7 separate regions of the Mus musculus genome follow, and all the other regions are linked to region 1. The links are chromatin loops, found by intact Hi-C in ENCODE. Cell type or tissue: left cerebral cortex. All regions are shown on one strand.

Region 1 (4,000 bases):
TTTCCCCTGGGCATTTTCTCGCCCCCTTCACCCCCCAGTGCTTTCTTTTCTTCTCCCAGCGCTCTTTTTGAAAGGAGGCACCCAGGCCCAGGACGTGTTCTGCAGTTTAACTACTTCCAAATTCTTTGTTCAGGTCACCCCGGGACTCCATTGTCAGCTCCTGAGAGCGCGGGCAGGCCGGCGGGTGCGCCTCTGCCTGCGCAGGCCTTGAATCCATTAGGCCTCTGCGGCTCTAGCCCCGGCGTCAGTGTTCGTCCCCTAAGCTCCCGCCCTCGGCAGCCTTTTTTGGATGAAGTAAAGTCACTGAAAAGGGCAGGTTCGTTTTGAGGTTACATGGATCTCACGAGAGAGAGAAAGAGAGAGAGAGAGAGAGAGAGAGAGAGAGAGAGAGAGAGAGAGAGAGAGAGAGAGAAAGCAACTCTGCCTCGAATGAATCTGACCCACTCACCTCATTCTGAAAGCCCTTTGGTTTGCGGCTGGGTGTTTGGTCCCAGTGGTTGTATTATTGTGTTTGTTTGTTTGTTTTTTGTTTTTTGAGAGAGAACTGGATCAGGAATGAGATGGGGAAGGGACAAGCAGCCCAGATGGTAGTCACATCTCCAGTCTTCTATCTGCACTCTCATATCCAGTAGTCCCCTTCTTGGCTTTCCTTGCTCCTGCACCCTCCAGCCAGCATCTCAAAGCTGCTCCTGGGCCGAAAGAGTAGGGACAGGGGTCCAGCTTTAGTAGGGGTCACCCCCGGAAGCGCTGCTGTGCCCTGGGCCCAAACTGCCTTCCCAGCACAACTTCCCAGACTCACTGAGAAATGGGGGAAGGTCTTGCTAACCATGGTCTTGCTATGTGTTCCCAGATTCATGAATATGGCCAAAAGAGAACCCTGTGCTCCTCCCATAGGGACCGGGGATGCAGAGAGATGTGAATCTTGCAGTGAGCTCAGCTCTGAGGTCAATATTCAGAAAAGGGTTCAGAGGCCCTGTGTACCAGAAACTCCTTAGACAGGCCGGGAGCCTGACACTGTCTCTAACTCTTGAAGCCATGAAACAACAAGAAAGTTCGGAAGGTCAGTGGCCCAGGAAAACTCAGCAAAGGCTGACCATCGCTTTTCCCAGAGCAAGGTCACTGAAGCATGACCCTCTTGCTCGGGAGAGGGGGTTGGGGGGGTCAAGTCGTCAAATCCAGGGGCAACCCTGATGCCCAGGACCTTCTAGAAGTTGATCGAGCCTCTGGTCTGCCTGTTTTGGCCATCGCCAGGATTAGTCTAACTTCTCAGGAGCAGGCGTCCAAAGTATAGTCACCGAGGGGCCCGTGAGAGGGCAAGGATGGGGGACTGTGACCCAAGAAAGGGTGTGCGTAGAGCTCAGGATGCAAATGGAGTGCGCAGGACAATGGGCGCCTCTCCTGCCAGTCCTGGGAAGCAGAGAGAGAGAGAGAGAGAGAGAGAGAGAGAGAGAGAGAGAGAGAGAGAGAGAGAGAGAGAGAGAGAGAGAGAGAGAGAGAGAGAGAGAGAGAGGCCTCGGGACTCGAATCCATCCGGATCAGAACCTTGCGGCTGGCTGCAGGCTCTGCGGCTCAAAGGATCCCTCCCCCTCCTCTTGGCTCCAGAACTGCATTTGGTGAGGCCTGCAGAGCTCCGAGATCTGCCCAGACTAAATGAAAGCTCTCGCAGACACAGATGTTCCTAAGAGTCTCCCACACTCCTATTCACATTTTTTTCCTTTCGTTCTTGCGGGCAAACCCGGGGTCCTGTGGTCCGCTGTCCTGACCTAGCGGCTCTGGCGTGCTGACGCGGCTCCGCGCGTTGTCCAACAGCGCCCTCTGCCGGACCTTCTACTCGGCTGCAAGTGCGCACCAAGCCTGGCCTGGCGGCGGGAAAGGCTCTCTGCTTAAGTGGAGTGGGCGGTGACACGCCCGCTTCTAGGTCTATAGCGACGCCAGGGACACTGCAGTACGGGGTGACCTGAACTTCTATTTCTCCTCCTGGCTCCTCTTTATCTTTCAAACTCTGCCGCGGGTCAAGGGCATCATTTGCATGCTGGGAACATCAGGACAGTTGGATGGAAGCCTGGAGACTTCAGACCCTTGCCTGTTCTTTCTTTACCCCTGTGCTTACCAAAGTGTTAGACCCTCCCCAGCTTTGCCTTTCCATCTCAGTGGCTTCCTTCCAGCCAGGGTCCTCCTCATCTCTACAGATTTCAGAAAACGAAAGACAAAAAGCTATTTCTTTTGGGGTAGGGGTGGGGTTGAGGGCACCTAACACTTGGAGGTTCAGGCAATGATTAAGATTTGGAGGTCCAGGGCTCACAGCTGCAGTCTTGAAAAATCTCTGAAGATCCAGATATGATGTTCCCAGTGGCCACAGTGTGGGTGGGTCCTTGACATTCATTTACTCAACAAATATGTGCGGGGGTTCTGAGCCCACACTGCTAGAGGCTTAGCTCAGGAGAGGTCATTAGCTTTCCAAAGGCTATAATCGAGTCTCTGGAACCAAAGAGAGCAAATGGCTCTGCTTAAAATTGAATATGTTTATGCTTGTGGTGGTGGCACACGCCTTTAATCCCAGCACTTGGGAGGCAGAGGCAGGCAGATTTCTGAGTTCGAGGCCAGCCTGGTCTACAAACTGGGTTCCAGGACAGCCAGGGCTACACAGAGAAACCCTGTCTCAAAACAACAACAACAAAAACAAAAAAAGAAAGAAAAAAGAAAAAAATCAGTTCTTTTTTTTTTGTTGTTTTGTTTTCTTTGTTTTGTTTTCCAAGACAGTTTTTTTTTTCTTTCTGTGTAGCCCTGGTTGTCCTGGGACTCACTATGTAGACCAGGCTGGCCTCGAACTCACAGAGACGCACCTGCCTCTGCCTCCCGAGCGCTGGGATTAAAGGCATGCATCACCACTTCCCAGCGAAAGAGTTCTACTTAGGCAAGAGATGCTCTGATGTGTATAAAACAAAGGCTCCAGTGTCTCCTGGAGGCAGACAGGACAGAACCAGAGTAGTCTGGGGGAAAGCTAACTCACTCAGGGCCATGGAAACAACGGCATGGTTCGTACCAAATTCCAAAGGAACCTTCCTGCAAAGGCCACTGGAGACCTAACTTATGGGATGCTGTAGTAGCTCGCATGGCTTTATGTTAACGAAAAGTAAACAAACTTAAAAAGTAAACATGTGCTTTCGTTAAAAAAGAGGAGCCTAAGTCAATGTCATCTCTGTGACCCAGAGATGTCCATTTTGACCTCACCCATCAATTAGACCAGATGGGCTTCTGTGACCCTGTTTACAACTCCGTTTCCTCCCCTCTCCCTGACAACCAACTGAGTGAATCTTGGCCTGGTCCCATGCTCAGGAGGACTGATCTCTAGCCTGGCCTGGATCTAGCACATCCCTTCTGAGCACTGGAGGAAGGCCCAGGCTGGAGGCTTGCAGGGGAGCTCAGCAGCCTGGAAGAGTTAGCAACGAGGAAACAAAAAATCAGAAATGATTGAAGCAGATAGGTGAGGCAGCCATCAAAAGAAAGACCAGAGGCTCAAGGACTAAAGAGTGTCTGAGACTCTGCTAGCCCAACTCCCCCTTGCAGCTGAATCTTGTCCCTGTCTTTGGTCTGTACTAGCAAGATCCGGTCCAGTCACTGCCAGTTCTCTGACTCAAAGATGCTCTGTGTGCCTTTCCCAGCAGGTAGCCCTGGAGTCTTACTGCAGTGCAGTCAAGGGCACATGTTTTGGAGGCCGGTCTCTGGAAGATCTGGCACCAAAGCTGGAATAGTGTTGCAAGCCCAGAATGTCATCCCTCCGGAAGGCATCACAGCAAGTTTGAGGCTATATAGTGAGTTCCAAGCAAGCCAGGGCTCCAGAGAAAAGAGAAAAGATCTGACACCTGTCAAAACCGCCATCCTGCAAATTCCCTCGCAGGCAAGGGCAGGTGCGCCACCATGTGGCAACTGTGACAATTTACAACATACTTGGATGCCTGCTCAGAGCGATGGGCTGGTTGATTAACTTTGAAAATGGTGC
Region 2 (4,000 bases), 51 kb before region 1:
CCCTTTTCCATCCAGGGGGCTGAGAGTTGGGGGATATTCATCTCGGGGAGTTTTTGTTCCGCCTCATGAAAGGCCCCAATGGCTGGGAATACCATTCTAATTACGGGGAAGCCCAGCTTATGTGGGGGACACAAAGGGCTGTGGTCTCATAGCAGCTCCTTCCGTCCGTCAAATAAGGCTGTCTAATGACGGGGTGAGAGCTGTGAATGCCTAAAACAAACTCAAAAAGGAGGGAAAATAAAGCCGCCGGGGGCTTAAAATATATTAAATTACCCTGAGTAGGACTGGCTTTGCAGGCCCTGGTTGGAGAGGTTGTCCAGGCTGTGAGTCCTGCTATTCACATGGGGGGTGGGGGGAGAGGGGTCAGCAGGTCGGGTGGGGAGGGGTTCACAGAGCTCTGGCTCATTCTCATGCTAACATCAGGGACATGCTGCTGGCTTACTGAGCTGGAAAACAGAAATGAATTTGCTATAATCCTCCTCCTCCTCCCTCTGCAGACCAGAAGCTTTGCCTAATTGCAGCCCTTGGAGCCTGCTGGGCTTCGGGACGTGGCCACACCCTGGATCCAGCACCCCTTGACCCTCCCACCCTCTCTTTTCCATTCTTCCTTCTTTGGGGCTCAGGGATGGGTGTGCTCCAGGGCTCATTTGAAGGAGTGAAGAAAGGGGGCAGTGGGGATCAGTGAACAGGAGAGCACCAGGTATATGTGTACCAGGCATACCGTTGGGAGAAGCAGTTACTCCTAATCCGAGCTATACCTTTACATGTGAGCACACTATCTAGACACATATAGCTCTTTACTATTCTACATCCCTTTACACATAGCACAAATACACCTTCATGCAATATATAGGCATGTGTTAACCTTTCCATGGGCAAACACAGCATGTGTGTGGGCACACACACACACACACACACACACACACACACACACACACAATTTTCTCCTTACCCCTTCTCTTGAAGAGGTTTCAGTCTGTATCCCAGGCTGGCCTAGAAATCACTATGTAGTCCAGGCTGGCCATAAATTCACATTCCTCCTTCCTCAGTCTCTGGAGTTGTGGAATTACAGGTGTTAGCCACCAAATGAGTTACACAAAGTTCTTTACAGACATTCCTTAATAAGACATATTTTCTTTCCAAGAAAGCATATGCTACCTCCCAGACATGAACACACACACACATGCATGCACATTCATGCACACACACACATGCATGCACACATGTGCACACGAGTGCACACACACACATACACACACATGCGCACGCATGCACTCACACTTTCCAATGTGATCCCAGAAGCGTGGACCTGGTACAATTTCAATATTTTTTAATTTATTTATTCACTCTACATCCTGCTCACTGCAGTGTTTAACAGCAGAGGATATGATGCATAGATGACAGCTGAGAGGTGGCTTTTTCCCAGCCTTAGCTGAGTCAACACTGCACTGTTTGTAGCTGCTACAAGACCTTAGAGAAATCTGTCCCAATCTCTGGATCACAGGATCTTTTTTTTTCCCCCTACTAACAGGAATGCTCAAGTTGGTTGAGGAGAGTATAGACCTGTAACTCCAGTACTAGGGAGGCTAAAGTAGGAGGATTAGGAGTTCAAGATCTGCCTGGGCTACAAAGTGACACACACACACACACACACACACACACACACACACACACAAATAGAGGAGAGATTACTTGAATTAAATGCTCTAGAAAAACTCTACCCGCTCAGAATTAAGAGCCATCTCAGGAGCTATGCTTTCTGTCCCTCCCCTGCTTCTGCACACTTAATGTGAGCACATGCACACACTGCTGGCACGCACACACCTCCACAGTGCGCCTAACAATGACTTCCTTTAGTGTTCACGTGGTTATAAAAAGAAGCAGTAGCCGGCAACCTTCCTGTTGTAGGTGGGGACGCCTCCTTCCCACCCACTTTCAGGCCTGCTTCAGTAGCTTTGTCCAAGAGACTCTGCCAGTTTGGGAAACAGCGATGACAGGTGTGGCTGTGAATCATCTAGTCCCACAGTGTGGCGCCAGGGACCCAGGAAAGACATTCAAACCCGCTCTGTTCTTTCTCAGGGCGCCCTCTGCCGGTGGACCTGTGACCCGCTCTAACGTAGGCAACTGCAAACCTAACCCAAGAGTACGAACTGTAGAGTCTCTGCCTCTGGGTTTCTGCTCAGCAGTGAGAGGAGCTTGGAAACTGCCCAGCCAGAGTGGAACGAAGATCACGAAATTAAATGGTACGGGAGCGAGAAAATCGCAGCCTCTCGTCTGTAAAGGCTTCTAGGCACACCCTGCCCCTCCATTCTCCACAGATTGCTAATGAAGGTTGTGTGGACTTCAGGGCCAAGGGGGTTGGGGGGTGGGTGCGCACCCGGAGCTAGCCCTGGATGCTGATTTCTGGTGTATTCTGAGATGCTCTAGGCAATCAAAGAAAGCACGTGAAAGAAAAAGCCAGAATCCCTTTCTTACCCACCACAGGCCGAGAAGGGGTAGCTGTAGAAGCTTGTAGAAAGGCCTGTCCTGGGGCTTCTGCCACCAGGGCCTAGGGAGATCAGAGCCAGTTCCCTCTGCTGTAAGGACTGTGCTAACTGGTTGTGCAGAATGAGGGCATCTCTCTGCACTGTAGATGCAACAGAGGTCCTCTTCTATAACTCCAGCTGCAGTCAGTGTTATGTGAGCGTCACATAGCCAGAGCAAAAGGTCAACAACCTAAGGCAAATTGGCTTGAAGATAGAAACACCATACGCAGGAGTCCCAAATCCTTTCAAAGAAACAAGGGTGGTTGGTACGGTGATAGGAGGAGACCCCTTTAGAGGTGAAATGTTGGCACTACATGCATTATCATGCTCAGGGGCCAGAGCTGCTTCCTGGGTGTCATGGAGAGCTGCTTCACCCCAATGCTCTCTTCTTGGCCAGCACAGAGGTTTCACAGGCCATAGACCAAGACAAGGGGGTTAGAATTGGGAAGAAGAGACTGTATGGTAGAGATTTGAGGGGGCAGTGGTTGGAGCACAAGCTGAGACATCTGCGCCAGGCCTTTCTTGTGTGACCAGAGTCAAAAAAGAAGGAGTTTCCCAACAGCTGCACCAGGCCTCTGCCCCCCCCCCGTCCCCCTCCCCGTCCCACCAGGTAGACTGACCAGATCTGAAGCTAACCTGTGTTCTGTTCCCACTAGACTATGCCCTACCCTGGCTTTTGGGATGAGTATGGCTGGTTCCTTGAAGGGCAGCAAGGGTGTGCACTGGCTTTGACCCAGAAAGGGGGAAGATTTGAACAAGAGAGAAAGTGTGGGCTTAAACGCTTGTTGTTCGAGCTATGATCTGAGGCCAATCCATTGCCCTGGAAAGGAAAACATTTAGTTCCTGCAGCAGCAACCGGCCTCCTCAAACTCATGGATTTGTAAAGTACACGCACTCTCACCAATAAGACATGGGTTAGTAATTCCAACATTAACCCATGAGGTCTGCCAACTGGAATTTCAGAGTATTCTCCAAACACGAAAGGGATCCTTTGAGGCAGCTCGGTTCCTGACTCCTTGGGGTGGACGCCTAAGGTTTTTGAGCCATTCCCATTTTTTAAACCTATCCCTTAAAGTCATTTACCTGTCATTTACCTCTGCCTTGTCCTCACTCCAGTGGCCTGCCTGCCCTACCAACTTCCAGCTGCTACTCACAAGGAGAAACAAGATCTTGCTGTTTGCAAGAATATTACTTAAATAAGCATATATATATATATATATATATATATATATATATATATATATATATATATGGATAGGATCTGGAAAGTCTGGTCTCTGAGCCCAGATGGAAATATGCGACCAGCCAGGGCCTCCAGAACAGCCATGGTTCTTTGGTTGACCTGATGGAGCCTCCAGCAGTCCCCTTCCCACTCCACCCCACCCCTGCAACCTGCCTTCCAGCAGTCCTCCTCCCCAACCTGGCTTAAGCAGGTGGTCTGCCTGAAGGTCTCCTCTAACTTGGTAGGGTCACAT
Region 3 (4,000 bases), 160 kb before region 1:
GCACATCTGTTTAATATATCTTCCAAACTAGAAAATACACTTTATTTACCACCATATCTCCAGCACCTAAAGCAGGGTAGGATGTACTCAATGGAGTACCTCAGTAGTGCATATATCTTTACTAAATGATGTAACAGGAAAAAAAATCTTTATATACATATGAAAGCAGGAGACCAAGAGTTTATCATCCATTACACAGAGCTCCAGGCCACTACACTACACTAGTCTGTTTCAAAACAAGCACACACACACATTTATCATAGCACTTACTCAAGCAAGAAGCATCACTGCTTCAAAAAAATCCAAATTAGCTGTTTTAAGACTAAGTTTGTAAAAAGTGATTAATTTACACACACACACACACCCCGAAAATAGCCAGGCAGTGGTGGCCCACGCCTTTAATCCTAGCACTTTGGAGGCAGAGACAGGTAGATTTCTGAGTTCAAGGCCAACCTTGTCTACAAAGTGAGTTCCAGGACAGCCAGGGCTACACAGAGAAACCCTATCTCGAACCTCCCCCTCCCCCCAAAAGTGATTAATTTAATCAGCAAATATTTCCTCAACACAATGTTAAATTGTGGGGAAATACAAAACGGAGTTAAGACCTGTAACTGTGAGATTTTTGTTGTTTGCTTTTTTTTTTTTTTTTTTTTTTTTGAAACAAGATCTAGCAGCCCTGGCTAGCCCTGCACTGTGACAGTCCTGCCTCAGCTTTCCATGGACAGTCATTGAGGTGGTGTTTTTAGAATAAATGGAAGATGACAGGTGTGTCTGGTGTGTCCAACTGGAACACAATAGAGAAAGAGCACAGGCCACAACAACAAAGGGGTTTGCTTTTGTTTTGGAGATGGGGCCTCTCTGCATAGACCTGGATGGAGGCTAGAACTAGAGAGAGACCTGCCTCTCTGCCTCCTGAGGGCTGGGGCGTCATCAGGCCGGGCCAACAACAAAGGTTAAGAGAGGTTTCTACTGCCTCAGAGGGAGAGGATTAGAGGTCCAGGAAGACACAGCAGCACTAGACAAAACAAGCGGCCAAGTCCTGTAGCCTGGCTGAACCAGGCTTCCACCATGCTGGAATACAAGTGCTGTGTAGCAAAACTAAGGACGCAAAAGCACCCAGGTACCAAAGCGCAGAGGCTCTTCCACACTCGGATTTAATAGGTACCCAGAATCTACCCATTTTGTTGGAGGAACGCTGTCCTTTGCGACCCGCAAGGGTTTCCCTCGGAAGGCACACGGGGTTCATTCTGGGTCTGTGGCACTTTACGGAGCCTGACAAGTTCAGCTGTCGGGGAGTTGCGGACCGGATCCAGACTGCTTCTCACCTTACCTTAGATCGCTCGGTGGTGTCCACCCAGTACAAGGTGATATTTCGGGCGATCATAACCTCTTGGACTCTCTTGGGCAACACCTTCTCCATCACCTGCTTGGGGGTGAGCGGCACGCGTTGAGCCTGTGCCTCGCACCCGGACACGAACTGAAGCAGCTCCCTCTGCGAGTGAGGACAGGGCGCCAGGAGGAAGACGGCGTTCCCAAAGCCCCCGAGCGCGGCCTGGGCCTCCCTGGCCTCGCCGTCGGCGTCCAGCAGCCTCCTGCCGCTACTCCGCAGGATCGGCTTGGTGGGCGACGTGATCTCCGGCCGGTCCCACTGGTAGTCGAGCAGCGTCTCCATCAGGGCACCGTGCGTGTGGGTGGCTCTGGGCGTCGGGCCCGGCAGGTGAGCTCCGGGAGGGCGATCCCCCAGCCTGGCCTCCAGCTCCTCCTCGAAGTCCTCCCAGGAGCGGCTCCCCAGCTCGCGGAAGTCGGACACGCGGGAGGGCCGGCTCCGTGCCCCCTGAGAGTCGAAGAACTTGAAGGTCCAGTGGACCCTGGCAAGGCCGAAGCGGCAGCTCAGGTAAGTGAGGAGCCGGAGGGCGGCGCGTCGGGCCGGGCTATGAGGAGCAGAGACGCCCGCTGTGTCCACCAGCAGCATCACTTTGTGACAGCAGGCCATCTCGGCCGCCACGGGACTCCCTCTGCCCGGCCGCGCGTGGCCCTTCCTGAGGTAAAGCACTCTCTTCAGAGAACCAGCGCCATTGCCCGCTTCTCTGAGGCCCTGCTCCGAAGGCTCCCGCGCTCTCCGACAGCTGCAGCTATTGGAGGAGCTGGTACCCAAACTCGGCTCCTATTGGCTGCAGGCTGAACGTAAGTTACGTAAGCACTTCCCTCTTTAACCCTAACTGGAAGGCGTGTGGAAGACCTCCGCTTGATTGGTGGAGGGTGTGGCGGTGGGCGGGGCGCTGAGTTCCGGGAGAAATGTAGTTCTCATTGGCCTGAGCCTTCGTTTTAAAATTTAAAGAGGCGGTACTTCGGGGGCGTGGCGGTGGGCGCGGAAGCCTTCGTTTGGGCTACTGTGCGCAGATGTGAGTGTGAGTGTGAGTGTGAGTGTGTGAGTGTGAGTGTGTGAGTGTGAGTGTGAGTGAGTGTGTGTGTGTGTGTGTGTGTGTGTGTGTGTGTGTGTGTGTGTGTCTGTACACGCGCGCGCGTACGTGAGTGTGTGTGTCGCCTGCGGAAGGCGGGGCGTGTTTACTAGAACCCTGAAGCCTGGGATGTGCACAGTGAGGGGTTTAGGATGCTTGAGTCAAGTTCACTTTAGACTACTCTTAAGTCTTTTAGCCTATGACGGAGGGCTTAATTTTTTTTTTCTGTAAAAGACGAAAGGAACATTTCATAATCCTCAAACTCGAGGGACGGAGGTAGGAGGATCGCAGGTTCCAAGCCAGCAGGGGCTACTTAGCAAGGCTGGAGCATAGTGGAAGGACCTCGGATACTCTATTGTAAAGGTCTGGAAGGCAGGGAAGTGTTTTCGGGAAGAAAGAGAAGTGACAGAAGAGCAATACGGGTCCTAGGTAGGAAAATGTAATATAAAGATACCTAATCAGACGTCTGCAGAGCACCTGGGGAGGCTGTTTTACAAACTAAGGAGTGAACACACCAGAGAGTACGCAAGCCAGTCCAATGGGTGCAGAAAAAAACACTAGAACGTCCGATTTCCAGCACCCGCCTTCTTACAGCTCATCCATTCAGTAGATTAGTGTTTTCTGAAGTCTTGGTTTTGTTTTACTTGTTTTTGTTGTGTGTTTGTTTTTGTGACTTTCTTTTATATTCCAAATTGGCCTCAAACTGTACCTTGTACTTCTCTGATCATCCTGCCTCCACCTTCCTAGTTCTGGGACTGTAGACATGCCCCTGCACCAAACGCAGTTTATGGGGTATTGGGGATCAAACCCAAGACTTCCTGAATGCTGGACAGTCAAGCACTGAACCAACATCTCCAACACTCATTCGTGTCTTCCTCCTCCCCCCTCCCGCTTTCTTTTTAACTTTATTGTATATGGGGGCAGGGAGGTGTTGCTAGGGATGGAACTCCCAGCCTGGCATGTTGTTAGCAAGTATGCTCCCTCTTGGTCTCATCTCTGGCCAGTGGATTTTTTTTTGTGTGTGTGTGTGTGTATGGGCGTTTTGCACATGTGCATGCCTGTGCTCAGAGATCAGAATAGGGTGTTGGATCCCCTGGAACTGGAGTTGCAGCTGATTGTGAGTCAGCCTTGCATGATGGGAATCGAACCCAGATCTTCTGGAGGTGCAGCAAATGCTTTAATCCACTGAGCCATCTCTTCAGCCCCTCATATGTGTTTCCTATTGGTACCACAGTAAGAGGATTTGGGATTATCTGATTGAGTTTTAACTTAAATGACTTAAAAAAAAAAGGACATGTGGCCTTATGAAAGTAAGTAAGCCACATATTATTAATGTTCCTAATATAATTATAAATCAATATATAAAAATAATGGAGACGACACCATTTCTAGAATGATAGCTTGCCAGCCATATTTTGAAATAAAAAGAACAATCTAATCAAATCTTACACTTAAGTTGTCTAGATAAATCTTGGAATTAATGAGGATTATTAGATTTCTGTTGTCAGTATTCTATTTTTAATAAAAGGCCTTACTCTGTA
Region 4 (4,000 bases), 230 kb before region 1:
GGAAAGAAGCCACCTGGTCCTAAACCCAGAAGCACAAGCTCACCACCCAGAAGGATGCGCGCGTCCTACAGAGCCCACGCATTCTGTGGCTTTGGCTTCAGCCCCTGATCCTCTTCTGCCGCACACAGCCTGTGCTGCCATGTGCGGGAATGAATTAGGAGTTTAGTCTGTTCGGGGTTTAGCTCTGGCCCAGTTCTCGCCACGATTTTGAGTAATTCTGATACTTTTACGTGTCCTTGACATCTTTTGCCAGGGCCTCTCTGATTTGGACCCAGTTCAGAGAGTGAACTTCAGGCGTATGACCCTGGAGGAGAGGACACTCATTCCAAAGTAGGCTTTAACTAAGCTCTGCACTAAGGGCGACTGTCTTCCTTTGTACTAAGTCATGAGAAAGGGGTCAATGGAGCACAAAAAACGCTAAACCTTCTAACCAACCATTAGTGGCTTCTTCCATTTCCAGACGGTTAAAGAGGGTGTTTCCTCTTGTAGTCAGAATGCCTTTCTCCCTCTGATATCTGACTCACTTGCAGGATGGAAAGCTAAAATCCGTGTGGCCTGCTCTGTCCTGGAGCCCAGGCAGGTCTATTTGATGGCTCTGTTAACTCAGCCTCCCGCAAGCAGAGCCCGACTCAGGGAGCAGCCCCAGCAAGTTACAGTGCCGATTAAGAGAGCTCTAGGCATCTACCCTGGATCCTTACAGCTTCCCACCCCATGACGAGCATCACTCTCTCACTCACAGACTGGGCCTTTTCTACTTTCTGAAATCTAATTGTGCAAGTGCTGTACAAAGCAAAATGTTTTGATAAGAGTATGGAGGCATCTGAGTAAGAAGAGATGGCCCCACTACACCCCACAGGCCGAGGCTCACCGGACCACCAACTTAAACACGGAGTGTCATATTTTAAGAAAGGCCATGCCTAGCCGGGCGTGGTGGTGCACGCCTTTAATCCCAGCACTTGGGAGGCAGAGGCAGGTGGATTTCTGAGTTCGAGGCCAGCCTGGCCTACAAAGTGAGTTCCAGGACAGCCAGGGCTACACAGAGAAACCCTGTCTCGAAAAAAAACAAAAAACAAAAAACAAAACAAAACAAAAAGGCCATGCCAAATTTTAGAGTGTCTAGAGGAAAGGACCACAGTTCTATCATGTGACCCATTTATAAACCAGGTGGTGGTGGTGCAACGCCTTTAATTCCGGCACCTGGGAGGCAGAGGCAGACAGATCTCTGTGAGTTTGAGGCCAGCCTGATCTATACAGTTAATTCCAGGGCAGCCAGAGCTTCATAGTGAGACCCTGTATCAAAAAAAGAAAAGGAGAGAGAAGGAGGGGGGGAAGGGGAGAGAGGGAGAGAGGGAGTAGGGAAGGGAGAGGGGGAGGGAGAGGGAGAAGGAGGGAGCTTAATTTACACATTTTACAAGGTGCAGCCCCATGTGTGACTCAATTCTCCAGGGTGCGACAGGTACTAGGGACTAGAGGCCACTCTACTGGGAGAAAGGAGACGTGTACACATAATCCGAGCAGGGTGGCAGAGGTAGACAGCCCAAGGACAGACAGAGCCATGATGGAAGAGAGTCAAAAGCTGGTCCTAGTGACACATGACATATGCTTGTAATCCCAGCACTGGGGGATGGAGTCAGTAGGGCTAGGAGTTCAAGGTCATCCTCAACTATATAGGGAGTTCCAGGCTCTCCAGGGCTGCATGAGATGTATGTCCCCTGTCTCACAGAGGAGGTGACAGTGAGAGAATAATAGCTCGTGAGAAGGTTGAGTGGGGGTGGAAGCATCTGATTCTTTCTTTGCTGACAGGAGCAGGAGAACGTGCTCCAGAGAGTTCTGCAGCTGCCTGTGGTGAGCGGGACCTGTGAGTGCTTCCAGAAGACCTACAACAGCACCAAAGAAGCCCACCCCCTGGTGGCCTCTGTGTGCAATGCCTATGAGAAGGGTGTACAGGGTGCCAGCAACCTGGCTGCCTGGAGCATGGAGCCGGTGGTCCGTCGGCTGTCCACCCAGTGTGAGTCCTCATAGACTCTGTGGCATCCTGCCTGTTCACTGATACTCCCCGCATGTCTGCATCTCTGCTTGTCGGTCTGTCTGATCGTCTCACAGCTTGTTTGTACACCTCCCTGACTGCTTCCCTTGCTTACCTATATCCGACCTCCTGGTCTTCTCCTCTACAGACATATATCTACACTTGCCCAGCCTGGGGTATCTTAGGCTAACAATGACAGCCAAAGAATGTTGGGAGAGGTCCGGGTGTGGTGGGGACAACTCTGTGAGCAGCGGTGAGAGTAGGACCAGTGGCAGGACATTTAGCCACTCCAACTCCAAATGTAACAGAAGCTGCAGTATCACAAACCAGCAGAAACACGCTCGAAAACTGGCCTAGCAGTGCTGAAGGCTTAAGGAGAGAGAAGGCTCATTCGCCCAGCTGCTGCTGATACTGGCTCCCGACAGGTGGGGGCAGCAGAGAGCTGCTGGTGGCAGAAACAAGGGTCCTTTCAGGCTCGCCCCGCCTCTATTATTCTGCCTCCTCCTGAAAGTCCCGTCTCTTGGCAGGGCTGAGGATACTCTCAGCATCACTGAGAAATCTTCTACCATCTTCTACCATCCTGATAGAGGCTTGTGGGTATGTGAGAATTCTACCCAAGTAACCAGGCAAGGAAGACTTAAAGGCTCCACTTAAAATCCGTGGTCACATACAAAGCCCTGGTTGAACTCTGTGAACGGTGGGGGGGAGAGGGGGGGACCAGAACAAAATGAGGAGAACATGAGAAACGAACATGGGGGTTAACAAGAGTGGGAGGGGGATTGAGAAGACGCAGGGATAAGAGTGAGAAAATGCACCATATGCGTGAATAAAGTTGTCCAAGAAAAATACACTCAATTACTGATAATAGGATAATAAAAATGTCTCAGGCTCTAGGCTAGCCCTCCTGGAAGTCCTCATTCTGTTCAATCAAAAGATATCCAAGTCCTCTGAGCTCTTTGTTACGTGAAAGAAATATGAAAGAGTATCTATAAATACCTTTTGAATCTGTGCCTTCCATGATCTTGACCATGTAGCTTGCACCCTCAGTAGACCACGGGCAGTCTCCTCTGACACGTCTGCATCTTCTGTGGCTTGTCCCACTCCCTAGGGGCAACATCCTCTTTCTCCTCCCTGTGGCTCCCTTCAGCTTTCAGCCATCTTGACAGTTGGGGGTGAAAGCTGGTTCTAGGGTCCATCTGGATTGGCTCTGTCTGTGGCTGTGGATTCGTCATCTCCAGGACTAAGCAAGCCTGCTCTCACTGGGCCAGTGCAAAGGCCCAGGTGCCACCTCCCTCACTTCCACCTGGGTTCCAAAACCTTGAACAGGGAGAAGGGGAGGGAAGCGAAAAGCGCTTGGTGATTCACAGAGCTGCTGCCATCACTACAAGCTTGCCCATCCAGACGTGGAACCACAGAGGCTGATGGTTTTGACTCCTGACAGGAGGGGGCAGCAGAGAGCTACTGCCCAGGACCCTAGAGATAAAGAACAGGGGTTATGTGAGTCTTACCAGACAGACAGAGACTTGCTAAAGCCACACGCTGTATAGGTGGAGGTGCAAGGCCTTGAGTACAGGTCCCACCGACTCCAAAATGACCCTGCTCTCAAGGAATCATAAGTACGAGATCACTATATAAGTACATGATCACTCTCTGGTCCCCAAATGCCCTGGAAGCAACAGTCTGTAATCTTGGGCCCCAATGTGCTTTCTTTGAGACGGAGGCCACTCTTAGTGCCTCACAAGCATTCAGGGATTACCCCAACATGGCCCTTCCCTTTCAGTCACAGCTGCCAATGAGTTGGCCTGCAGAGGCCTGGACCACCTGGAGGAAAAGATCCCGGCTCTTCAATACCCTCCAGAAAAGGTGAGTCCTCCCTCTTCCGTGGTGCCCCCTATACTCTATTGGGACCTCCTCCTTTCATGAACGAGGACAGCTGACGGAACTTTCTGGCTGTGGAACTTTCTGTGTTCATGG
Region 5 (4,000 bases), 150 kb before region 1:
GGGCATCATAAGGTTCTAGGCCTGTGTCAGATTATCTTGAGTGAGTGATGTCAATGAATTCTAGTTATCAGGTCCAGCCTTGGGTGTAGTGGGGATCCTGACTAACCTATTTTTACATGTCTAAAAGCTGTTTTTACTATGCTCAATACAGCCACCATGCCAGGCTCCTTTTCTTTAAAGAGAAAACTTTTTTCTATCCGGGTGTATGGTGGTGTACACCTTTAATTCATGCACTCAGAAGGCAGAGGCAAACGGATCTCAGAGTTTGGGGTCAGCTTGGTCCACATAGTGAGTTTCAGGACAGCAAGAAAAAAATAATAATTTCAGCTTTGTAGGGGCTGTAGTTGTCATGCTCTACAGGCAAACAAACAACCCAAAAGCAAAACCGACCAGACAAATCCGCCCCTTTAGAATGCCCCAGGTTGAGGCTGGTCCTGCCAGTTCTTCGGGTGATGGAAAGAAGCTTGAAGAAGAGGGGAACAACATATGGGGAAAAAAAAAAAGCAGTGGTACTTGTTTGCTTTCAAGGTGAAGGATGGCCCTAGGGGTGAGGCTGAGGGTAGCCAGGGCTGAGGAGTAGGGGGGAAAGGAAGGATGGCAGTGGAAGTCGCTCCCCGACTCAGATGAGAGGGCTGACCGCACGACACCCATGGCTGACTCAGACTTGCTGGCTCTGATGACCAGTGACTCCTCAGTCGGCCTCCTTTCAAGGAACACTGAAAATCGTGTAACGTGGGCTTACAGTAAGAGCTAGTAAGAGATAGGTAGGTAGGTATCCATGTCTCATTATCAGAACTTAGACTGGCACATCCCAACACTCTCACTCTCTCTCCCTCCCTCCTTCCCTCTCTCCTTCCTTCCTTCCTTCCTTCCTTCCTTCCTCCCTCCCTCCCTCCCTCCCTCCCTCCCTCCCTCCCTCCCTCCTTCCTTCCTTCCTCTCTCTCTCTCTCTCTTTCTTTCTTTCTCTCTTTCCTTTTTTAAAGAATTATTTATTTATCTTATGAGTATATGAGTAGTACATTGTAGCTGTCTTCAGACACACCAGAAGAGGGCATCAGATCCCATTACAGATGCTTGTGAGCCACCATGTGGTTGCTGGGAGTTGAACTCAGGACCTCTAAAGAGCAGTCAGTGCTCTTAACTGCTGAGCCATCTCTCCAGCCCCATTGAGTTTTTCTTAAGCTATGGTGTGAACTGGGCCTGCTGGACTACCAATGCTGCTCTGAGAAGTGGGGTACAACTGTGCATGGCTAACTACTATTGCAACAATGGTTTGGGGTAAGTTTGAGTTTCAGAGTAAAGTTAAGAGTGATAAAATCTAAAACAAATAAACAAATAAAAATAAAAACTCATTTTTCTGGTCCAGTGAGATGGCTCAGTGTATGTGGAGACCAGATGACCAGAGTTCAGCCCCTTCCCAGCCAGAAGCCTTGGCTCTGTCTGCCATCCCAGCACTCCCACAGAAAAATGGGAGGCAGAGACGGGAGAATCCCCTGGGAGCTTAAAGGGCTGCTAGCTTGGAATACACAGCATGGTGGACACAAGAGAGACCCATCCTCAACATGGTGGAAAGAGAGAGTCAACTCCCCACAGTGGTTCTCTGACCTCCATACAACTGCCCACACACAGCCGTACAGTGGAGAGGATCTGGGCTGGGACAGCTCAATGCCTGGCAGCAGGAGCTGGGGAGAAACTTACACCTCACTGAATCAGGAAGCAGTGTGCTTAGGTAAGAAATGAGAGAGACCCTAGTAAGCCACCTTGTTCTACAATCTCTAAATAAATAAATAAATAAATAAATAAATAAATAAATAAAGCCACCACTGAACTGGGGGCTAACTGTTCAAACACAAGACTGTAGTGAACACCTCATTTTCTTTTAAAACATTATTTATTTATTTATTTAGGTTTTTCGAGACAGGGTTTCTCTTTATAGCCCTGGCTGTCCTAGAACTCACTTTATAGACCAGGCTGGCCTCGAACTCAGAAATCTGTCTGCCTCTGCCTCCCGAGTGTTGGAATCAAAGGCGTGCGCCACCACTGCCCGGCACACCTCATTTTCTTTTTTTTTTCCTTTTTTTTAATTTTAATTTTTATTTTTTTTCTCATTTTCAAACCTTAACAAGCAACGTCTTTCTCTTTGTATCCTTAGGACCTAGCAAAATGCCTATCCTGAAAATTTCATTAAAATACAACCAAGAATTTATTTCTCCAGTTAGAAATGAAGGCCGCTACCATAAAGTACCAGCAGGGGGCGATGGCAGCCCTCCACTAAGGGCTCTGACTTCTGCTTTCCAAAGAATTGCTTGTCCTTAGTTTGCCTGTGAAAAGCAGAAACCAGGGGGTTTTTGAAGTCCCCCAACCCATCCTCACACTCCCCAAAAGACCTTGGGTGCACTTGGGACATGTGAGTGCCCTTCTTTTGGAGAAAGATGGATAATTCCTTTTCTCCTCCACAAATAGAAGAGAAATCGAGTATTTCTAGCACTTAGTGGGACATCTGGGTATGCCTTGTGGTATTCTGTGTTATTTGTCTTATTTTCTTCCTTTTACAAATGAGGAAACTGAGGCTCCATTTAATTCTCATAGCTAGCAAGAGAAACCCAGGCCTGAGTCTAGTCTCTGCCAAAGTCCCCACTGCTTCCCTCAAACCATGCAGGCAGCCTCCCCTCCAGTCTCTATCATCCCACCACCACCCAGCCAGCATGGGAGTGGCCATTCAGTGCCTCAGAGCCTTGGAGGGGCTGGCAGTGGATGCTACTCAGGGAAGCTGTCCTGCCTTTATATCCAGTGAGTCTACAACATGTATGTATCTCCACCTTTCCCTAATGGAGGATTATTCACTCTGCCACTCTAACAGCTGGGTAGTCAGGGGCCAAGACTAGCTGTGTAACTTGCATGCACCTCTGCAAAATAAAGTGCCAAGCCCCTTTAAGAAAATGGGGAAGGGGCCATGAAGAGATGGCTCAGCATTTAAGAGTACTTGCTGCTCTTCCAGAGGACCCAGGTTCGAATCCCAGCACCTACATTCCCATCTCACAAGTGTCTGTAACTCTAGTCCCAGGGTATCTGGCACACTCTTCTGGCCTTCTTATGTACCAGGCTCACATGTGGTGCACAGATTTACATGCAGTCAAAACACCACACACATAAAAGTAAGTATTCTATTACAGTTGAGTGAAAGAGAAGGCTCAACAGTTGAGAGTACTTTTTGTTCTTGTAGAGGATCCAGATTTGGTTCCCAGCACCCACTTAATGGCTCAAACCATTTGTAACTCCAGTCCCAAGAGATCTGATGGCCTCTTCCAACCTCCACAGATACATACACACTTGGAGGCAAAATATTCATACACTTAAAAATAAAACAAGGTTAAACATTTTTTTTTTTTTTTTTGGTTTTTCGAGACAGGGTTTCTCTGTATAGCCCTGGCTGTCCTGGAACTCACTTTGTAGACCAGGCTGGCCTTGAATTTAGAAATCCGCCTGCCTCTGCCTCCCAAGTGCTGGGATTAAAGGTGTGAGCCACCACCGTCCGGCTAAACATTTTTAAAAGATTTATTTATTATTATAAGTTCAGTGTCGCTGACTTCAGATGCACCAGAAGAGAGTGTCAGATCTCATTATGGATGGTTGTGAGCCATCATGTGGTTACTGGGAATTGAACTCAGGACCTTCTGAAGAGCAGCGTCAGTGCTCCTACCCGCTGAGCCATCTCACCAGCCTGAGTTTAAACATTTTTAGTTAAGAATTTCAGCCAGACATGGTGTTCTACACCTGTAAATTCAGGTTGAGACTGGAAAGATGAGGCAGCAGGATCATTATGGGCTGTGGTACAGTGAAATAGTGTGTGTGTGGTTTACAGATGCTGTGAAGGGTGGGGTGGGGGACATTCCTGCAAGCTAGAGGCCAGACCCTGCTCTCCTCTCAACCCCACCCCCTCAGACTCCAGCAGTACTCACTGTACAAACCCTGTCCACAGGCTGGTGTGGTCCCAGACTTC
Region 6 (4,000 bases), 99 kb before region 1:
GGGAGGGAGGGAGGGAGGGAGGGAGAATGATTTATGGCAGTCAACTCTCTTCTTCCATCAGATGGGTTCTGGGTCACCAGCCTGGTAGCAAGAGCCTTTACCAACTGAGACATCTCACTGGCCCTAATTTGCTTATTTTAAATTACAAAATTGCTAAAAGCTCTTTACAGAAACTCTGGAATTAGAGAAACCTGTCTAGAAATATAATTATAGGAACAAAGAGTGTAGCTCAGTGGTAGAGCACAAGTCAAAAAGCATAGGGTTCAATCTCACAACACATACACAAACTCACACACACTGTCACACACACTCACTCACACAGTCACACACACACACAGACTCACACACACTCACACACATTCACTCATACACACAGTCACACACACACACAAGTCGCACACACATTCACTCACACAGTCACACTCACACAGACACACACATTCACAGACACACACAGTCACACACAGACATACACACTCACAGACACACACAGTCACACACAGACATACACACTCATACACATAGACACAGACACACAGTCACACACAGTCACACACAGACATACACACTCATACACATAGACACACACTCACACAGACATACTCAGTCACACACATTGTCACACACATTCACTCACACACACTCACACAGACACACATTCACACAGTCACACACATGGACACACAGACACACACTCTCACAGTCACACACATACAGACACACACTCACACAGTCACACACATGGACACACAGACACACACACTCACACAGTCACACACTCATGCACATAGACATACACACTCACATATAGACACACACACACTTACTCACACAGTCACACACACATTCACTCACACACACACTCACACAGACACACACTCACGCACATAGACACACACTCACACATAGACACACACACACCCTCCTTGAAGCATCACTAATACTTTTAGTGTGTTTCCTCTCGTTCTTCCTTCTCTGTAGATTTTTCATACGCAGTTGAGATTTGCTTATCCACCCTGCTCTTTCTCTCTTCCTGTCTGGCATACAGATTGCCCTGGACATGTCAAATAGACTTTTCTTTCTTGAGCATAACTGTTTTCATCCTATCTTTAAAGGCCACAGAAACATAATTTGAGATACCACAATCAGAAACACTTGGACATAATACTAATAAAATGGACCCAAAATCCCCAAGCATAAGAGTTGACTCAATCTACCTACCTACTTACCTACCATCTATCCACGACTTTTGCAACTGGGGTCGCTGGCCCGTGACAGATACCTGGCTTGTTACATGGTACTGGGACGGAACTCTAATTCCTCATGATTATACAGACATCTCTCCAGACCATCCTGATTTGTTCTGACCTTCATAGTTAATGTCAAGTCCATACCTTCTCCCAGGTATGTACCTCAGCAGTACTCCGTTAGGGGGAAATATCTAAATTGCTGGAAGTGAAAGCTGTCCCCACACCCCTGATTTGTCTACCTGGGCAGTGAAATGGCTTCCCAGAGAAAGGGGTCCACAGCTGTGAGAAGGTGGGCCAAGCTGCCTCACCGTGATGCTTCACCTCCCAGATCCGTTTCCGGTCTTTGCATTTTCCTCTTCTACTTTTGGATATGACTAAAGTTCTGACATACCAGACTGCTCAGTTTTTAAAAATGGGTGCCACCTCCCTGACTCTCAAGCTGCTTATCTGAGTCCAGAATGAAATCTGAACGCTTGTGTCAACCCAAGGTTAACCAGCTGCTGTCCTTATGGCAAGGTTCTTGCTGTGCCCCAGCATCCCGGGCAGTGCCAATCATGACAGCACCAAGAGTGAAGGGAAATTCATACCATGTAGTCTTCAAGATGCCCACAAGGTGGCGCTCGCCACACAGCATTTGCAGCCTTTGGTCCGCCCCAACACTAGTCTGGCATTCCACTAGGCATCCTGGACCCTGGGAGTAGCTTTCTCTCTCCACAGGTTCATGAAGAGGTGAACACTGTCTACATTCCCGAGGACCTTGCTCACAAACATTCTACTTCTCTGGTACCTGCAATGCCCTTGGTACTTCCAACTACTTCAGCATCCATAGTTCCTCCAGTCCCTCCGACACCTCCAGTATCCTTAGCAACTTCAGCACCTTCAGCAGCCTTGGTACACTAAACTCCCAGGGCAGGTGAGAAGCAGGTAAGTCTCATCTGTGGGGGATGGGGATCTGCTTTTCTCAACAGAGGCCCAGGTCTCAAAGCCAGATGCCATAGGAAAGAGACAAACAGCAGGCATGAAGAAATGAAGGTGTGAGTTGAGATGGACTAGGCAGGCTAGACTGCAGGAACATATAGAAAGAGACTCAAGAACACACTTGGCTTTGTAACTGCCGCTGCTTGACTTGGAGAGTCTCTTCAGCCTAGAGGTCAGCTTCAGTTTCCCCATCTATGACCTGGCTTTATTTGGTTAGATCAGGCTAGACCTTCCCTCCTCCTTCCCCTCTGTAATGCACAAAATAATTGATGGGGTGCTGTAATATCTATATCCAAACCTTGAGAAACTTCCAGGAAGCAAGGTAGTTGTTTACCTCTTGTTCATACCCCAGGCTAGCCTGGAATTAAGTATCCCCCTGCCTCAGCCAAGTGCTGGGATTACAGATGGGTGCCATCACCACCAATCATCCCTGTCCCCTTGAAAGACGGGACCTCGTATATCCCAGGCTAGGTTTGAATTCACTAAGTAGCTGAGGATGTCCTTGAACTACTGACCATCCTGTCTTAGCTCCCAAGTGTGGAATTATAGGTGTGTACCACCAAACCCAGTTTATAAAATGCTGGTCTTCAAACTCAGGCCTTTGTGCATGCTAGGCAAGCAATCTGAGCTACATCCCAGGCCCCTTTCTTTCTTTTTAAAAGATGAAGAAATTAATGGACAGGATCTTCAAGCCACACGGCTACCAAGTGAGGGGAAGGGGGCCTTTCAAGGTCATTAACATTGATCATATCAGTGTTTGATGCCCTTGGAGACCAGAGCTTGGAAGTAGCTGGGTCTAGGGTAAAAAGCAGGAGAGAAGGTCTCTGGGAGGACCAAAGCCAGACTGCGGCCACTGATCAGACAAGGTTCCGGGAGGCTGCACAGCTGTGGTGGGGACATACCAGCTGCTCCCCCTCTCTCTTGCAGGCCCCACAGATTGCCCCCAAGCTCTGGAGAGAGCTGGGGCTGACATATCTGGGAACTCAGGGACAGGGCAGCGGAAAGGCCCACTGGCCTGACTCCAGCACCTCTACACCCGCTTCATCCCAGGGGGCTCACCGGGCTGAGAATGGAGGAGATTCGGACAAAGTGAGCTCCAAGCCAGGGTCAGCTGCAGAAGGTCTGTCCCTGCCTGCGGTCATGATGCTCATAGCCTGTGAGAAGTAGCATGAAGAGAAGCTGAGGCCGGGGGTTGGGAAGGGGGTGTGGAATGGGAGGGCGAGCTTGCCCCCACCCCACCCGGGATACCCCTTCTTGGACTCTTCAAGCCTCCGCCTGCTCCCCAACAATGTATTTCCCATGTTCCAAGGCACCCAAGATCACTCTATTTTGTGTAGTAAATAAATGTTGTTGATGCTCTTTGTAGACTGGGGAGTGGATGTTCTGGTGGGACCCCTGTGAGATCTATACGGACCCAGAGGACCTGGCCTCCTGCCTGGCCCTGACCCTTGCCCAAAGGGCCACTCTCTCTACAAAAGTCCACGCAGCCCGGGAGGGTCAGGAGCTAAGCCCTAGACTGCATTCTTTCCCCCAAGTACCCCTCTTTCTGTAGGGTCCACACTGGTGAGAAAGCCACCCGTGTACTAGCTTTCTCTGAGTCCATTCCAGCAGGCATAAGTAAGGAGGGAGCACCCCCCTCCCAGTTGCCTTTCTCTAACCCTCCCTCCCCTTCCTCTGCCAGTCCCGCCCCACTCCTGCTCTAAAATGGGGAAAGCTTCAGGTCCTTACATATCCAGGTGTGGAATGGACAGGTGAACTATGACAGGGCTGTG
Region 7 (4,000 bases), 280 kb before region 1:
TCTCAAAAAAAAAAAAAAAAAAAAAAGACAGCATTCATAATGACCCAGCTGGTAATGATGACAGGAGAGGTGAATTTTATAATGGCATGATACGTAGGAACCTTTGGTATTGGCTAATCAATCATGGTGTTTCCAGGCATGGCATGGGCAGGAAGCCCCCTGTATAAGCCCTTTCTTCCTACTCTTTTTGCCTAAAATGTCTGTCATGCAGGGCTGTCTTATCCTGTCCCGTGTTCCCCATTGTAATGCCCAATGACCATGAACTACAGTCTACAAAGCTAGGAGCCAAAGAAACCTTTTCTACTCACAAGTTAATCATCTGAGGTATTTTGTTACAGTGCCAGGAAGTTGACCGACACAATAATGATATCTCTCAAAACTAAAAACCAGGGGCTAAGGGGACAGCTCCATCTGTAAAGTGACAGTGCACAAATGTGATCAGTGCTGGGAAGGTAAGGGACAAAGGACCCCTGGGGCCTCAGAGGACAGCTAGCCTGCCCGGCCTGGCAAGCCCCAGGCCAGTGAAGGACTCTGTCTCAAAAACAAACAAATAGGGTTGAAGATGTCTCCGTGGCTAAGAGCACGCACTGCTCTTGGCAGAGGACCTGCATTTCATTTCCAGCACCCAAGTCGGGTGGCTCACAACTGCCTGTAACTCCAGCTCCAAGGGATCAACTCCGCTTTCCCAGGGCACTGAACTCACATGTAGATGCACCCATACACACCAGTACAACAAAATCAACCAAACAAATCAAACGGAAAAGCCAAAATAACCCGACCGGAAGTCCCCAAGGTAAGCGGTAACTAAAAATAAGAAGGGATAGCCTCGGAGGTGCTGGCCTCTATAGACACCACACACATGTCTCCTCATATGACCCTGCACATGTATGCACACATCTACAGAAAGTCATATGCTGAAGCAATATAAAGTCAGACACAAGCACATGCATGAAACCGGACCTTAACTTGGTGAAATGCCAGGCTGAGTGACCAGGAAGGAATGTCAATGGTGGTGCTGATGACTTGGGGTGGGGGTGGTGGGAGTATGGGTTATTTAAATTTACTTTTTTGCATATTCATGTTTTCCAAAGTTTTATAAATATGTATACACACACACTAAAAATACAATTCTCTTTCTGTTTTTGGAACAATGTTTTGCTACATTTGCTAGGCTGGTCTCAAATCCCCACCTTTCTGCCTCAGCACCCCAAGTGCTAAGGTGGCACGGTGGCACCATGTCTGGCTTCTCATCAGGTATCTATGACAAGATCACTTGGTTAAGGTGAAGGGAAGTGAGTTACCCAGACTGCGGTGGTCTGGTTGGTGGTCCAGGGGCCCTGGGTCAACTCCCACAGGCAGGTGTCATGTTACTGACCTCTGGGTAAAGTGGGAAATGTCACCCTATAAGGAGTAAGGCTGGCTGAGCATAGAAAGATGGGGAAGGAAGCAAGATTAAACTGGGAGGCCACAGAGCCCCGCCCACTCCAGGAGCAAAAGCAAGCTCAGACCATGGCCTTGGGAAGCACTCCACTACTGTTTGCAGTCTGTTTGCCAAAACAATGGCGGTGTTCTGTGGGAAAGCTACAGGAAAACACAAGGAAAACCACCACACCTGCTCACCGCCCCACTGTACCCATGTCCCACAAATACACACCCCCATCTTCTTCCTGACTCAAAACCAGGATGGGACTATCGTCATGGCTTATCAGTTCTCCCTGTCTTTTTCTTTTGAAAACTTCCATGCCTGTTAAAAGGGTGCAGAGTCCGATGGCCCTTCACCCACATTCGCTGACCTCAGCTCTAGTTCCCTTGGGCTCTCTATAAACATTTCCCTGGATTTCACCATCTCTTACCATTTTTACTTTCTGTCTCTATAAATACGCTCCTGAGTCATTTGGAAGTACAGTGTAGAAATCGTGACACTTTCCCCTACATTTATCTGAAGCGCAGGTCCCCAGGGTCCAGAATGCTCCTGAGCATTGCTGCCAAACCTCTGACCCACGCAGTGTCAGCCGAACAGCCCCTCCTCCAGAGTCCCTTCCTCTCCCAAGATCCATGAGACCGCGTTCCTTTCTTGATCAAGCAACAGACGTCCCCAAGTGAGATACAGAGAGCCTCTTAAGTTGCTCAGCAAAGAAGGGCAAAGCAGGCAGGGGGCTGGAGTGCAGCTCAGGGGTGGTGGCTAGCCTAGCAGGCAAAGAGGAAAGTGCAGGCTGGCCCTGCGAAATAGAAAGCAGAGGGGAACTGTGCTGCCACCTAGTGGTCATATTTAGGATTTCCCCAGGCTCCCACATGTCTGTCTCTTTCTCTGTCTCTCTCTGCGTCTGTCTCTCTCTCAACTGTTTTAGATTTATTTCACTTTATGTGTATGGGGGTTTTGCCTGCATATATGTGTGTTCACTGCATTCATGCAGTGCCCCAGAGGCCAGAAGATAATGTCACTTCCTCTGGAAGTGGATTACAGGCAGTTGTAAGCCACCCTGTGAGTGCTGAGAATCAAACCCCAGTCTTTTGCAAGAGCTCTTAACCTCTGACTCATCTCTCCAGCCCTCAGACATTCTGATTTTAACAGAAGGGGACAGCGTACCTACTGATGGGCTAAACATCATGTGGATTTGGGGCTGAACAGTCCACTGACCTCCGTAGTTTGCTAAATGGACATAGTATTAAACTGACTTCTACATACATGAATATGGACTGTTCAGCCCCAAATCCACATGTCTGTCCATGTTTGAATAAGGGTGGCCTCCACAGGCTCAGAGATTTGAAGGCTTAGTCACCAGGGAGTGATACTATTTGAAAAGATTAGAAAAATGTGGAGGTGTGGTCTTGTTGGAGAAAGTATGTCACTGTGAGTGGACTCTGAGGTTTCAGAACCCCACACCAGACCCTCACTCCTCTCTGACTGTCTGTCTCTCTCTGTGTCTCGTTCGTCTCTTTTTCCCCTTGGCGATCAAGATGTAGCTCTTGTCTATTTATCCAACTACACCTGCCTGTCTCCATGCTCTCTGCCATGATGATAATGGACTAAGCCTCTGGAACTGTAAGCCAGCCCCCAGTTAAATGCTTCCCTTTATAAGACTTGCCTTAGTCATGGTCTCTTACAGCAATAGAACACTAAGACACACACTATGTCTGGCACTTGGTATTTATTATCTTACCTAAAACCTACAAGCCCTAGAAGTTAGGCCTACTCAAAATACCCGCAACATGGCTCAGCAGTGGTAGATGCTCTGTATCCGTGAGCTTAGGGACAGGCACTGAAAGGGTGACCCAGCCTTTGTCTCCTAGCTAGTAAATGGGAGAGTCAAAGTTCACACCTAGGCCTGTCTGGTCTTAAACCTCTATATCTTGGCCATTGTACTTCCTGAGGGAGAGGTCTAAATGAAGAAAGGGGAGAGACTCTGATGAACCTCATGGGTGTTCCCCTGACTGAAGAAACCACAGAAGCTCAGAGGCTACTTTTTATGAGATAAGTCTTGGAAGGGGATAAACCTATCATCTGGGACGCTCCGGAAAGTCAGGCCAGGGATGAGACGAGCAACCCACAGTTGACCTCTTCCCACCCAAAATAAGCAGCCAGGCCACTGTGGGAACCGTCAAGGATTTATAGCGTCCTGAGATGCCCCGTGAAGTGAGACTCCTGTTCCTTCAGGGAGCCTGCGTCTGTTCATTGGGCTTTGTGAACAGAAAGGAAAGCAAGCAAAGGGTTGGGGAGGGTGAAGTGAATAAAGGATAAGACATCCACCCGCAATAGCCATCTGCGACGGAGAAGAGAATGAAATCAGTGGCAGACGGGCATTTCCTATAAACGGCCAGAGAGTAAACAACTCATACCTGAAAAGTCACGGGCTCTCCATTACAACCACTGCCATGGAGACACACAAGCGGCCACCGATTATCTGTGAAGCTGTGTTCCAGTGAGACTTTATTTAAAATCACTGGGCTCTGGACAGATAGACAGTGCTCAGGCCAAGAGCCCAGTGCTAGATGTGGGATA

Evidence for each region. Peaks named below come from ENCODE experiments on the same cell type or tissue, not always from the same donor. Only the 100,000 strongest peaks of a DNase experiment are listed, where the experiment ranks them.
Region 2: it touches region 1 in a loop (4-fold over the local background); 30 of 42 quality-filtered maps call a loop at or near these places.
Region 3: a loop joins it to region 1, with 4 times the contacts of the local background. A loop is called at or near these places in 8 of 42 quality-filtered maps.
Region 4: it touches region 1 in a loop (8-fold over the local background); 14 of 42 quality-filtered maps call a loop at or near these places.
Region 5: it touches region 1 in a loop (8-fold over the local background); 8 of 42 quality-filtered maps call a loop at or near these places.
Region 6: a loop joins it to region 1, with 9 times the contacts of the local background. A loop is called at or near these places in 33 of 42 quality-filtered maps.
Region 7: it touches region 1 in a loop (2.8-fold over the local background); 4 of 42 quality-filtered maps call a loop at or near these places.

The regions. Positions count from the first base shown.
Region 1 is chr7:79,493,989-79,497,988 of GRCm38, reverse strand. No RefSeq gene overlaps it. Among named protein-coding and RNA genes, the nearest start is that of Mir9-3hg, 4.0 kb to the left of the region's middle. In left cerebral cortex, CTCF peaks have their summits at 1,814 (motif pointing left) and 3,920 (motif pointing left); DNase peaks (open chromatin) are centred at 20, 1,796 and 3,901; H3K4me3 peaks cover 348 bases; H3K27ac peaks cover 800 bases.
Region 2 is chr7:79,545,352-79,549,351 of GRCm38, reverse strand. It overlaps Gm31740 (a long non-coding RNA gene), which reads left to right. Exons shown (of 3, transcript XR_391642.2): 2 at 2,080-2,243. Among named protein-coding and RNA genes, the nearest start is that of Gm31740, 3.1 kb to the left of the region's middle. In left cerebral cortex, a CTCF peak has its summit at 2,085 (motif pointing left); DNase peaks (open chromatin) are centred at 1,439 and 2,013; H3K27ac peaks cover 1,214 bases.
Region 3 is chr7:79,658,333-79,662,332 of GRCm38, reverse strand. Ticrr (TOPBP1-interacting checkpoint and replication regulator) reads right to left here and starts at 2,137. Exons shown (of 22, transcript NM_029835.1): 1 at 1,331-2,137. The coding sequence starts at 1,993. In left cerebral cortex, no CTCF peak of the experiment used is centred here; DNase peaks (open chromatin) are centred at 992 and 2,226; H3K4me3 peaks cover 1,567 bases.
Region 4 is chr7:79,727,859-79,731,858 of GRCm38, reverse strand. It overlaps Plin1 (perilipin 1), which reads left to right. Exons shown (of 9, transcript NM_001113471.1): 3 at 1,804-2,008; 4 at 3,807-3,889. Among named protein-coding and RNA genes, the nearest start is that of Plin1, 2.9 kb to the left of the region's middle. In left cerebral cortex, CTCF peaks have their summits at 1,891 (motif pointing left), 2,454 and 3,465 (motif pointing right); DNase peaks (open chromatin) are centred at 1,940, 2,446 and 3,453.
Region 5 is chr7:79,647,463-79,651,462 of GRCm38, reverse strand. No RefSeq gene overlaps it. Among named protein-coding and RNA genes, the nearest start is that of Ticrr, 11 kb to the left of the region's middle. In left cerebral cortex, a CTCF peak has its summit at 2,243 (motif pointing right); a DNase peak (open chromatin) is centred at 2,250.
Region 6 is chr7:79,592,956-79,596,955 of GRCm38, reverse strand. It overlaps Rhcg (Rhesus blood group-associated C glycoprotein), which reads left to right. Exons shown (of 11, transcript NM_019799.3): 10 at 1,968-2,174; 11 at 3,156-3,593. The coding sequence ends at 2,150. Among named protein-coding and RNA genes, the nearest start is that of Rhcg, 23 kb to the left of the region's middle. In left cerebral cortex, a CTCF peak has its summit at 1,863 (motif pointing right); a DNase peak (open chromatin) is centred at 1,878; H3K4me3 peaks cover 182 bases; H3K27ac peaks cover 799 bases.
Region 7 is chr7:79,778,971-79,782,970 of GRCm38, reverse strand. All of the region lies in intron 17 of Wdr93 (WD repeat domain 93), which reads right to left. Among named protein-coding and RNA genes, the nearest start is that of Mesp1, 13 kb to the left of the region's middle. In left cerebral cortex, a CTCF peak has its summit at 2,240 (motif pointing left); DNase peaks (open chromatin) are centred at 1,919 and 2,245; H3K4me3 peaks cover 495 bases.